Linked DNA regions of Homo sapiens: region 1 is linked to region 2. Evidence: chromatin loops called from intact Hi-C (ENCODE). Cell type or tissue: PC-9. All regions are shown on one strand. Links, peaks and the distances in the headings refer to the core of each region. The heading gives the core; the rest is flanking DNA.

The links. A loop is a pair of places that touch in the nucleus more often than their neighbours do. Peaks named below come from ENCODE experiments on the same cell type or tissue, not always from the same donor. Only the 100,000 strongest peaks of a DNase experiment are listed, where the experiment ranks them.
Region 1: it touches region 2 in a loop (2.7-fold over the local background); 6 of 110 quality-filtered maps call a loop at or near these places.

The regions. Positions count from the first base shown.
Region 1 is chr15:75,387,270-75,392,653 of GRCh38, reverse strand. It overlaps SIN3A (SIN3 transcription regulator family member A), which reads left to right. Exons shown (of 21, transcript NM_001145358.2): 15 at 1-412; 16 at 2,833-3,002. It also overlaps the pseudogene RPL13P4. Among named protein-coding and RNA genes, the nearest start is that of MAN2C1, 21 kb to the right of the region's middle. In PC-9, for the core only: no CTCF peak of the experiment used is centred there; a DNase peak (open chromatin) is centred at 2,543; H3K27ac peaks cover 3,477 bases.
Region 2 is chr15:75,432,143-75,437,526 of GRCh38, reverse strand. The region is part of intron 1 of SIN3A (SIN3 transcription regulator family member A); the gene reads left to right. Among named protein-coding and RNA genes, the nearest start is that of SIN3A, 17 kb to the left of the region's middle. In PC-9, for the core only: no CTCF peak of the experiment used is centred there; no DNase peak of the experiment used is centred there.

The DNA of each region.
Region 1 (5,384 bases), core at 150-5,149, 45 kb after region 2:
CAAATCATGCATCATTTTATTCCAGATTTGCTCTTTGCCCAAAGAGGTGATCTCTCAGATGTGGAGGAAGAGGAAGAAGAAGAGATGGATGTAGATGAAGCCACAGGGGCAGTTAAGAAGCACAATGGTGTTGGGGGCAGTCCCCCTAAGTCCAAGTTACTGTTTAGTAACACAGCAGCTCAAAAATTAAGAGGAATGGATGAAGTATACAACCTCTTCTATGTCAACAACAACTGGTATATTTTTATGCGACTGCACCAGATTCTCTGCCTGAGGCTGCTACGGATTTGTTCCCAAGCCGAACGGCAAATTGAAGAAGAAAACCGAGAGAGAGAATGGGAACGGGAAGTGCTGGGCATAAAGCGAGACAAGAGTGACAGCCCTGCCATTCAGCTACGTCTCAAAGAACCTAGTGAGTGCCGAGACCTCTGATTTACAGAGGATGTGTGAGGTTGAGGACCTTAGAGCCACCTAGACTTGGGACTGCTTCTTTTATTAATAGAGCACAGGCATTAGAGTCTGTGTAGTTAAACTCTCTGAACCTGTTTATCTGAAAAATGGAGGCTCTAGTTGCTTGTGGTGTTGCTTTGTGCAAAGTATCCTATGCAGGGCTTAGATCATGGACACTTGGTCAGTGGTTGGTACTGTGGACGCACCTGGGAAGGGGGTATCACAGTTAATTTCTCAAATGGCAGATTTCTGGGTTACTGCCATCTGTTTCAAAGTACAGATAGAGACTAAACTGTCACAGCCAATTTCAATCCATGACAGAACATAAATTCCTAGTGCTTAAAACAGAATTTTCTCATATTTTTGAGCAGGACTTCTGTTTAACCAGTGGGGTTTATGGCTCATTCTTAATATGTAGAAATAGTTTATGGAAAGGAGACTGGAACTCAAAAGGTGATATGAGACATGGAGAACAGGCAGGACAGGGATAAAGATGTAGAACTCAGGAAAAGGAAAGTAAGTGAGGGTTCAGGACGCTGTCATGTGCTTTATGTAATTTTGTGCTGCCTGCTTCCAGTTCACGTCATAAATTAGGTACTTGAGCTGTGAGCCAAAAGCTTTTTCATGAAGCATTTCTTCTGGGCTCTTAAGGAAATAGCCAACCTGAGGAGTGTATCTTCTTCTTCTTTTTTTTTTTTTTTATGTGTTGCTGATGTAGGAAGCCCAGATATGGCCCTAGCTTTCTATCTGTTGAGGAGCTAATGACACTGAAAAATAATTCTGAAAGCTTTTATCTAGACTAGTCCTAGCTCGAAAGAGATAAATTTTAGATCTCATTGTGGTGATTCCATCTACTTGGGTAGAAATTAGAAATTAAATGGCCTATTCCTGGCTTGGCCACTGACTTAACCTGGTTTGAGGCTTACATAATGTTGTCTTGTCTGATAATGCCAACCCTCACACTTACCACAGCTTGTTTGGACAAATCTGTGGTTTGGACTCAAAACTTTATTCTGGCATAAAAGCAGTTTTCATAGCAGTGGTATATTTTGGAGTCTATAGCCTATACCTATTCTATGGAGCTAAAGAATGTGATAGTCTGTGATGAAACTCAAGCCAGTTGCCTCTTTTAAACAGTATTTGTCCTGTTTTGCCTGTTTTTTAATGAATTCGTCAGACTTCAGATAAATGGAGACAACTTGGTTTTGCTCCTAGCCTTTTTTCTCCAGCACAAACACAACTAGCAAGTAACCAATTAGTCAGTGACAAATAGTTCGTTTTGTAACTTTTTTCATTTTAGTCAACTTTTTGTTGAAGTGCAATGTATAGGCCGGGTGCAGTGGCTTACACCTGTAATCCCAGCACTTTGGGAGGCCGATGTGGGAGGATCACTTGAGGCCAGGAGTTTGAGACCAGCCTGGTTAATAAGTGAGACCCCATCTCTACAAAAAAATACATATAAGGTACGGCATGTATATATAGAAAAGTATACAAATCAGAATTGTGCAGCTCAGTGAATTTTTACAGACTAGACGTACCTATGTTCAAGAAACGAAACATAACCAGTACTCTGATAACCAGTCCTTTTTCCACTTTGTTGATTTCTAACACTAGAGATTAGATTTGTCTATTTTTGAACTTTATATAAATGGGTCTTTAGTAAGCTAAAGGCAGCACTCTTTAATACTCCTTGTGCCCTCTGCTAGTTGCCAAATGTCTTTAACAACTGATGAGATTTATTCTAGCTAGTGATTGAAATGATTCATGTGCAGCAACTACAGATGATTTAATGCAATTTGTGAAATACAACGTAGCGAATCCATTTTTAAACAAAAGGACTTTGACAAATGCAGATTACTTCATTATTCATAAAGGATTTAATTTGCACTCCTATTTTTGTGTTCCCAAGAGGTTTCCCAGTGCTGGAGTATGGCTGTGTCTGCCTTTCCTCATCTGTACTTTATGCTTCATTGAAATAGCTTTATGAGCAAGTGACCCATGTGAGGAATGCTCTTGTGCAGGCTGGGAGAGTAGGTTCCTCTCTCAGCAGGGGAGCCAACAGCTCTTTGAAGGACTGGCTTCCCTAGGATATTTTCCTCTCTGAAAGTGGCCCAGCAGTACCATAAAGAAGTATCTTTCTAGCATGGTAGTCAGAATATTAGAAGCCACTGTTAAAGTTGCAGAGTCACTCTGATAGTGCTGGTGATTGTAGTCACCTGTCGGAATTCATCTCTGTTTACATTGGAATGAGTGAGTATATTTTGAATACCTAGTGTTCATACTTTCAAATGCCATTTAGGCCAGCTGTGGGATTTGCCCTGTACTCTATCCCTAGTCTTTTCTTAGCAAGGTAAGGCCTCACCAATCCCATCTCTCCCACAGTGGATGTTGATGTAGAAGATTATTACCCAGCTTTCCTGGACATGGTGCGGAGCCTGCTGGATGGCAACATAGACTCATCACAGTATGAAGATTCACTGAGAGAGATGTTCACCATTCATGCCTACATTGCCTTTACCATGGACAAACTGATCCAGAGCATTGTCAGACAGGTGAGGGCATGGAGGAGGCTAGGGTGAGTAAGGGAAGAAATCCTTACCTAGAGATGGGCCACGCAAGGAAAAGGAAAGGCAACTTTTTCATATAACAGTGTTTATGAACGTAGGGTTCTGAAGAGAGGAGGGGAGGTTAATGTGATGCCTGATTTCTCATGTTAACAAAGTTGCAGTGTATGAGCCTGCCTACCCCATATCCTTTCTTGCTGGCCACCTGTAGAGTGCAGTGGTCCTGACCCCAGCTTCCTGCACAACTTGTCTATCTCTTACCTTGTCTGCCATGGGTAAGCACACAGTGTGGAACATTGCGTCTTCCATAGGTGTTGGTAAGTTTTTTTTTTTTTTCCTTAAATAGAGACAGGGTGTCACTGTTTTGCCCAGGCTGGTCTTGAACTTCTGGTCTCAAGTGATCCTCCTGTCTTGGCCTCTTAAAGCGCTGGGATTATAGACACGAGCCACTGCGCCTGGTCAAGGTGTTGGTAACTCTTATGTACTTGCATTGTTTAATATTTGAAATTCTTTTTATAAGAAAGGGTTCACATAACATCTTTTATAATACTCTGCCCACCTCACTCATCTGCGGTTCCCTCTAAGTTAGGTTTCTGGTTGGTTTTGTGTGTTCTTCCTGTGGCACCCTGGGAACTTGTAAACATGTTGTTCTTTACAACAATGATATAAAAAATAGCTTGTAACAGATAGTCACATTTCTACTTCTTGGACTTGAGTTCTGAACTCCCAGAGAGATTGTTGGTTAACTGCTTTTTTCTTTTTCTGGAGACCCAGCTCTACTGCTGATTGACTGCAAGTCCCCAGCAGGGCTTCATTTTTCCTTTTCAGCATCCTGTTCTGTGGCTCCCTTGGCCCTTTTTGCCCATATGCCAAAGAGCTGAAAATTGATGTGGGCTGTGTGAAGACTGGCAAATACCTTAAAGTTCTTAGTGATGATTCCAGCTTTCTCCTTCTTATAGACGTACTATATGGGCATTATTGGTCCTGTCAGCTGGGTGGCTGATTTGAGTTTTTCAGAACTGTCTCCCTTCTTGGGGGCTAAGAGCTTCCTGGAGAAGAGGTTGAGCTTGGAGTCTTAACTCCTTCAGGTGCTGAACATTGGCCCACAGGGACATGGTGTACTAATGCCACCCTCTTGTGGATGCTGGTCACCCTTAACTCTTCTAAGCTGAAGCCCCTGCCAGCTTGTACTTTGGTGTGGTACCTCACTGTGGGGCAGCTTACCATGGGTCAGATGGGTCCAGATGCAGGGTGCAGGTCAATGTGGTATACTTTTGCTTGCATCTGCAGATCTTCTGGGCTGGCTGGTTGAACCACGTGGCCATGGGCCACTGCGATTCCTTGTGGAAGTAGGGCTTTAGGATCATGCTGTTCCACCTGGGTACCGTGGCTACCTACAGCCCTCTTCCATAGAATAGCTCAGCAGAAAGGCGGTGAAGTACTTAAGTGAAAACTTGTAAAAAGCAATTTCTAATTCTAGAATCCACACTGCCACTGTAGAAGGAAAGAGCTTGTTGCTTAATGTTCTCTTGGGCTAAAATATTGAATTCTTTGCAAAGTACCCATGCTTTTGCCTTGGTTTTGGAAGGGTGCATGCCTCTGTACTCCTCCCACAGTATCTACACAGGATTGAGGAAGAGCCCTTCATATAAATGAACCTTAACATCTGGGGGAAAGTTGTCAGATAGTTGTTTCCAATAAGTTGAAGAAGTTGTTAGGCCTTCCCATAAGAGGTCTGGATGGTAACTGGCAGAAATCATTAGATGGATACATAGTCACCCATAGTCATACTTTTTCAGACTAATCTTCCTTAACTTCCCTGAAATTTATATAAAATACAGACTCCAGTTACCCTGTGCTTATGTTGCTGATTACAGGCTTGCTGCTGCTTCAGCTAGGAACGAAGTCTTTCATACCACCAGCACAGCTTAAAAAAAAAATCCAATAAAACTAACTTTTAATAATTCTGAGGTTGGTTTTCGAAACAATAGTTACAATTATTTACTGTATCTGGTTATGATTTTGAATCAGTAATAAATACTATCTCCACCCACCCCCCGCTTTTTTTTTTTTTTTTTAATGGAAACAGGTTTCATCCAGAAAACCCCAAAACAGTGACTTTTTTTTTTTTTTTTTTTCCAACCCAGGGTCTCACTCTATTGCCCAGGCTGGAGTGCAGTGGTGTGATCAGCTCACTGTAGCCTTGACCTCCTACCTCAGCCTCCCAAGTAGCTGGGACCAAAGGGGCCACCACACCGGCTAATTTATTGTATTTTTTGTAGAGATGGAGTTTTGCCATGTTGTCCAGGCTGGCCTCAAACTTATGGGCTCAAGCAATTCACCTACTTCAGCCTCCCAAAGCGCTGCGAT
Region 2 (5,384 bases), core at 199-5,198:
TGTGACCTTGAATAAGTCATTTAATTTGAGTATCAGTTTCCCTCAAAAAAAGAGGGGTCTGGCTGGGCGCAGTGGCTCATGCCTATAATCTCAGCACTTTGGGAGGCCAAGACAGGAGGATTGTTTGAGGCCAGGAGTTGGAGACCAGCCTGGGCAGCATATCGAGACCCTGTCTCTACAAAAAATACAAAAGTTAGATATGGTGGCGCTGCCTATGTCCCAGCTACTTGGGAGGCTGAGGTGGGAGGATTACTTGAGCCCAGGAGGTTGGGGATGCGGTGAGCCGTGATAGCCCTGCTGCACTCCAGCCTGGTGGACATAATGGTATGCTATTGCAAAAAAAAAAAAAGGGTTCTGGGACTGCCTATCTGACAGGATTGTTGCGAGGAGGACATCAGCTGATAGCAGTCATACATGGAAGACTTGGCTGTTGTCGGGGAGGAAATCTCTGGCTCAGTGCTGGACTTCTAACCCTCCGCACAGGGCCAGGCATGTCTTAAGCACTTGCTAATTATTTGTGGGATGAATGACTTGGCAAAGATTGTAAATAACTATTGCCTGCAAGTCTAAACTTACTATTTTAATTTCATGCTCTATACCCCTGTGTTCTAATTCATCTCTAATTTTCAAGATGTAGCTGAATATTTACCTTTATAGAGTCTTCCCAAGTGTACCTGTCTGTATCCCTTTCCCAATTTATAGTACTTATTTTTTCCACTCAAGAGCTGGTTTGTATTGTTGGCTTTTCTTCCTGTTTTTTTTTTTCCTAATCCTCAGAACCTGTGGATGTTTTTTTCCAAGACTTTATCAAGAAAATTTCCAAATACACAACAAAGTTGATAGAATTTTAGTAAATATAATGAACACCCATATACACACTACCTAGATTTTACCATTATCATTTTTCTACTACTAGGTTTAACATATGCCTGTCCATCTATCCATCGCTCCATCAATGAATCTGATTTTTTGATGTATTTCAAAATAAATTGCAGACATTAGTATACTTCATCTAAGCACTTGAGCATGTTTATCATTATCTAGAGTTTAATATTGTTTATAGCATTTTTCTTTTTTGTCCAGGCTCGAGTGCAGTAGCGAGATCTCAGCTCACCTCAGCCTCTGTCTCCTGGACTCACATGATCCTCCCACGTCAGCCTCCTAAATAGCTGGGATTACAGGTACATGCCACCATGCATGGCTAATTTTGTATTTTTTGTAGAGATGGAGTCTCGCCATGTTGCCCAGGCTGGTCTTGAACTCCTGTGCTCAAGAGGTCCGCCTGCCTCGGCCTCCCAAAGTGCTGGGATTACAGGCACTTTGTGAGCCATTGTGCGTGGCTAGCATGTTTTTTCTTTGTCTTTTTCTTTTTTGTTTTTTTTGTTTTTTTTTTGAGACAGAGTCTCACTCTGTTGCCCAGGCCGGAGTGCAGTGACGTTATCACTGCTCACTACAACCTTGCAGCCTCAACTTCTGAGGTCAAGAGATCCTTCCACTTCAGTCACTGGAGTAGCTAGTACCATAGTTGTGCGCCACCACTTCCAGCTAATTGTTTCTTTATTTTGTAGAGACAGGGTCATCCCATTGTTGCCCAGGCTGGTCTCCAGCTCCTGGGCTCAAGCCATCCTTGAGCCTCAGCTTCCCAAAGTGTTGGGATTACAGGCATGAATCACTGTGCCCAGGCACATTTTTCTTTCAATGCAAATTTTACATACAATGAAATGTACAAATCTTTAGTACATTTTGTATGTGTATATATACATACATGAGATCATGCTGTATGTATTCTATAGCTTACTGTTTTCTTCTTCTTTTTTTTTTTTTTTTTGAGACGTAGTTTCACTCTTGTTGCCCAGGCTGGAGTGCAGTGGCGCCATCTTGGCTCACCTCAACCTCTACCTCCTGGGTTCGAGTGATTCTCCTGCCTCAGCCTCCTGAGTAACTGGGATTACAGGCATGCGCCACCACGCCCAGCTAATATTTGTGTTTTTAGTAGAGACAGGGTTTCTCCATGTTGGTCAGGTTGGTCTCGAACTCCCAAACTCAGGTGATCCACCCGCCTCGGCCTCCCAAAGTGCTGGGATTATAAGCGTAAGCCACTGCATCCGGCCTAGCCTGCTGTTTTCACTTAATATGTCTTAGAGTTCATTCTTTGTACTTGTGGATAAACCCTGATCTTTCTGATTCCTACATAGTTTTCCATAATATGCATGATCACATTTATTTAGCTGATAGATATTTAGATTTTCATATTTTGCTGCAATAAATATACTCAGCAGATGTGTAGGATACAGGCCTGAAAGTGGAATTGATAGTTTCAGTATTCCAAAATCTAGTATGTTTTAGAGTTCATTTCTTATACTCGTGGATAAACTTTGATCTGATTCTTACATAGTTTTCCATAATATGCATGGGATGGGTATGCACATTTAAAATTTTAATAAATACCTACAAGTTGCCAGCTAAATAGGCTGTACCAATTAAAGCCTCCTCCATCAGTGTTTCCCTGTATCCTTACCCACACTGTCATCTTTTTTTTTTTTAAATTGCTTTGGAGTAAATTACTTTTTTTTTTCTTGAGGCGGAGTTTTGCTCTTGTTGCCCAGGCTGGAGTGCAGTGGCGCGATCTCGGCTCACTGCAGCCTCTGCCTCCCAGGTTCAAGCGATTTTCCTGCCTCAGCCTCTCGAGTAGCTGGGATTACAGGCATGCACCACCATGCCCGGCTAATTTTGTGTTTTTAGTAGAGACAGAGTTTCTCCATGTTGATCAGGCTGGTCTCAAACTCCCGACGTCAGGTGATCCACTCGCCTCGGCGAACCAAAGTGTTAGGATTGCAAGTGTGAGCCACGGCGCCTGACCTTTTATTTTTTTTTTTTTTGAGACAGTTCCACTCTATTGCCCAGGCTGGAGTGCAGTGGCGCGATTTCGGCTCACTGCAACCTCCACCTCCCAGGTTCAAGTGATTCTCGTGCCTCAGCCTCCTGAGTAGCTGGGATTACAGGCGCCCACAACCACACCCGGCTAATTTTTGTATTTTTAGTAGAGGGAGGGTTTCACCATGTTGGCCGGTCTGGTCTTGAACTCCTGACCTCAAGTGATCCGCCTGCCTCGGCCTCCCAAAGCGCTGGGATTACAGGCATGAGCCACCGCGCCCGGCCTACTTTACACGTTTTTTATTACTAGTGAGGCTATATATGGTTTTAGAGGGCAAGGGCTGAAATCATCTACCAACTTCATATCTACTCACTGAACATTTGCTTTTAATGAATGAATGCTACTAAAGCATTTCTGCTTTATTAGGTTTAGGCTGAAGAAGGATGAGTTAGCTAAGTGTGTGAAAGGTTAAAAAAAGCTGAACTTGCTCCCTGCATGTGTGCCTTAAATAAGTAAAGGGATTCTTCCTTCACTTCTTCTCTTCTGTGAGAGGTAAGGTAGTGAAGTAGTTAAGAGCCAGGCTCTGGAGACAGATTTCCTGGATTTATATCACAGCTTTGCCTCTTACTAGCTGTGCAACCTTGGGCAGTTTACTTAATCTTTGTTTTTCAGTTTCCTCATTCATAAATTAGAGAACACCTTGCTTATAAGGTTGTTGTGAAGGATGATCAGGGCCTGAAACCAGGAGGTATGATTAGAGCGGAAGCAATTTATTTGAGAGAGAGTTAGGAATAGAACTTTGAGTGGTAATTGTTTGTTTGTTTGTTTGTTGTTGTTGTTTTTGAGATGGAGTCTTGCTCTGTCGCCCAGGCTGGAGTGCAGTGGCATGATCTCGGCTCACTGCAAGCTCTGCCTCCCGGTCCACGCCATTCTCCTGCCTCAGCCTCCCGAGTAGCTAGGACTACAGGTGCCCGCCACTACGCCTGGCTAATTTTTTGTATTTTTAGTAGAGACGGGGTTTCACCATGTTAGCCAGGATGGTCTCGATCTCCTGATCTCGTGAGCCACCACGCCCGGCCTATGAGTGGTAATTGTTAAAGGAATAAAGTATGGTTCAGAGAAAGTTCAGCCTCTGTAGTGTTGTAGAGGTGGTATGGAAAGCAAACTCTGGAGGTGGATGAAGTTAAGTACCATATGAAATCCCAATCACTTAATAAAAGAAACGATATTTTAACAGCCAAAAGATAGAGTATGATATCAGAATAAACCATAGTACTGTAATACTTAATGTATGAAAAGCTCACTACAATCTTCTTTTTCCTTATAGACTGGTTCATAAACCAGCATTTGGAAATCACTAATGTAGGCTGATCCCCTCCTTTTGCCCCTGTTTGAAAACAGGGCCAAAATTAGAAAGCTTCATGGTAGATAGAGTTTGGAGTAGAATCCAGTTCTTTTTTGTTTGTTTTTATTTTTTGCCCTCAAACATTCTCCCATCCAACAGAATCCAGTTCTTAAAAGGTACTCTAGTGTTTTTTCTATAGTCGTGCCGTGCTCTTCACATCTGATTTTGGCTTATTATTTATAAAGTTTTTTTTTGTTGTTGTTATTTTTTGAGACAGTCGCGCTGTCCCCCAGCCTGGGGTGCAGTGGTGCGAATTTGCTCACTGCAACCTCCGCCTCCCAGGTTCAAGCGATTCTCCCGTCTCAGCGTCCCAAGTAGCTGGGATTACAGATGCGTGCCATCATGCCCAGCTAATTTTGTATTTTTAGTAGAGACTGGGTTTCACCATGTTGGCCTGGCTGGTCTCGAACTCCTGACTTCAGGTGATCCACCCACCTCGGCCTTCCAAAGTGCTGGGATTACGGGTGTGAGCCACTGTGACCAGCCTATGAAGTTTTTGTTTTTTAAACCCAGTGCTGCCCTATCATAACATTTCTATAATTTTTTTTTTTTTTTTTTTTTGAGACAGAGTCTCAGTCTGTTGCCCAGGCTGGAGTGCAGTGGTGGGACCTCCCCTCATGCAACCTCTGCCTCCTGGATTCTAGCGATTCTCATGCCTCAGCCTCCCAAGTAGCAGGTTTTACAGGTGTGCGCCATCACACCTGGCTAATTTTTGTATTTTTACTGGAGACAGGGTTTCACCATGTTGGCCAGGCTGGTCCCAAACTCCCGACCTTAGGTGATCTGCCTGCCTCAGCCTCCCAAAGTGCTGGGATTACAGGTGTGAGCCACTGCATCCGGCCAATAAAGTATTGACTTCATTTTTGGTTACAGAGGTTAATCTCCGATGAGTTAAGCATCAGTTTTAAACCAACAGAACCCAAGACCAAACCACTGAAAGTCATGAACGTATATAAGAAATAGCTAAAAAGACATTTTACTCTACCTGTGATTAGACTCAGTTCCTCATCCCAAAACACGCTGAGGTTTAGTGTTCGTAGTTGATTAGTGGCAAATAACATGCATAAATCTATATACTCAACCTCTTAATATGTCTAAAAGGTT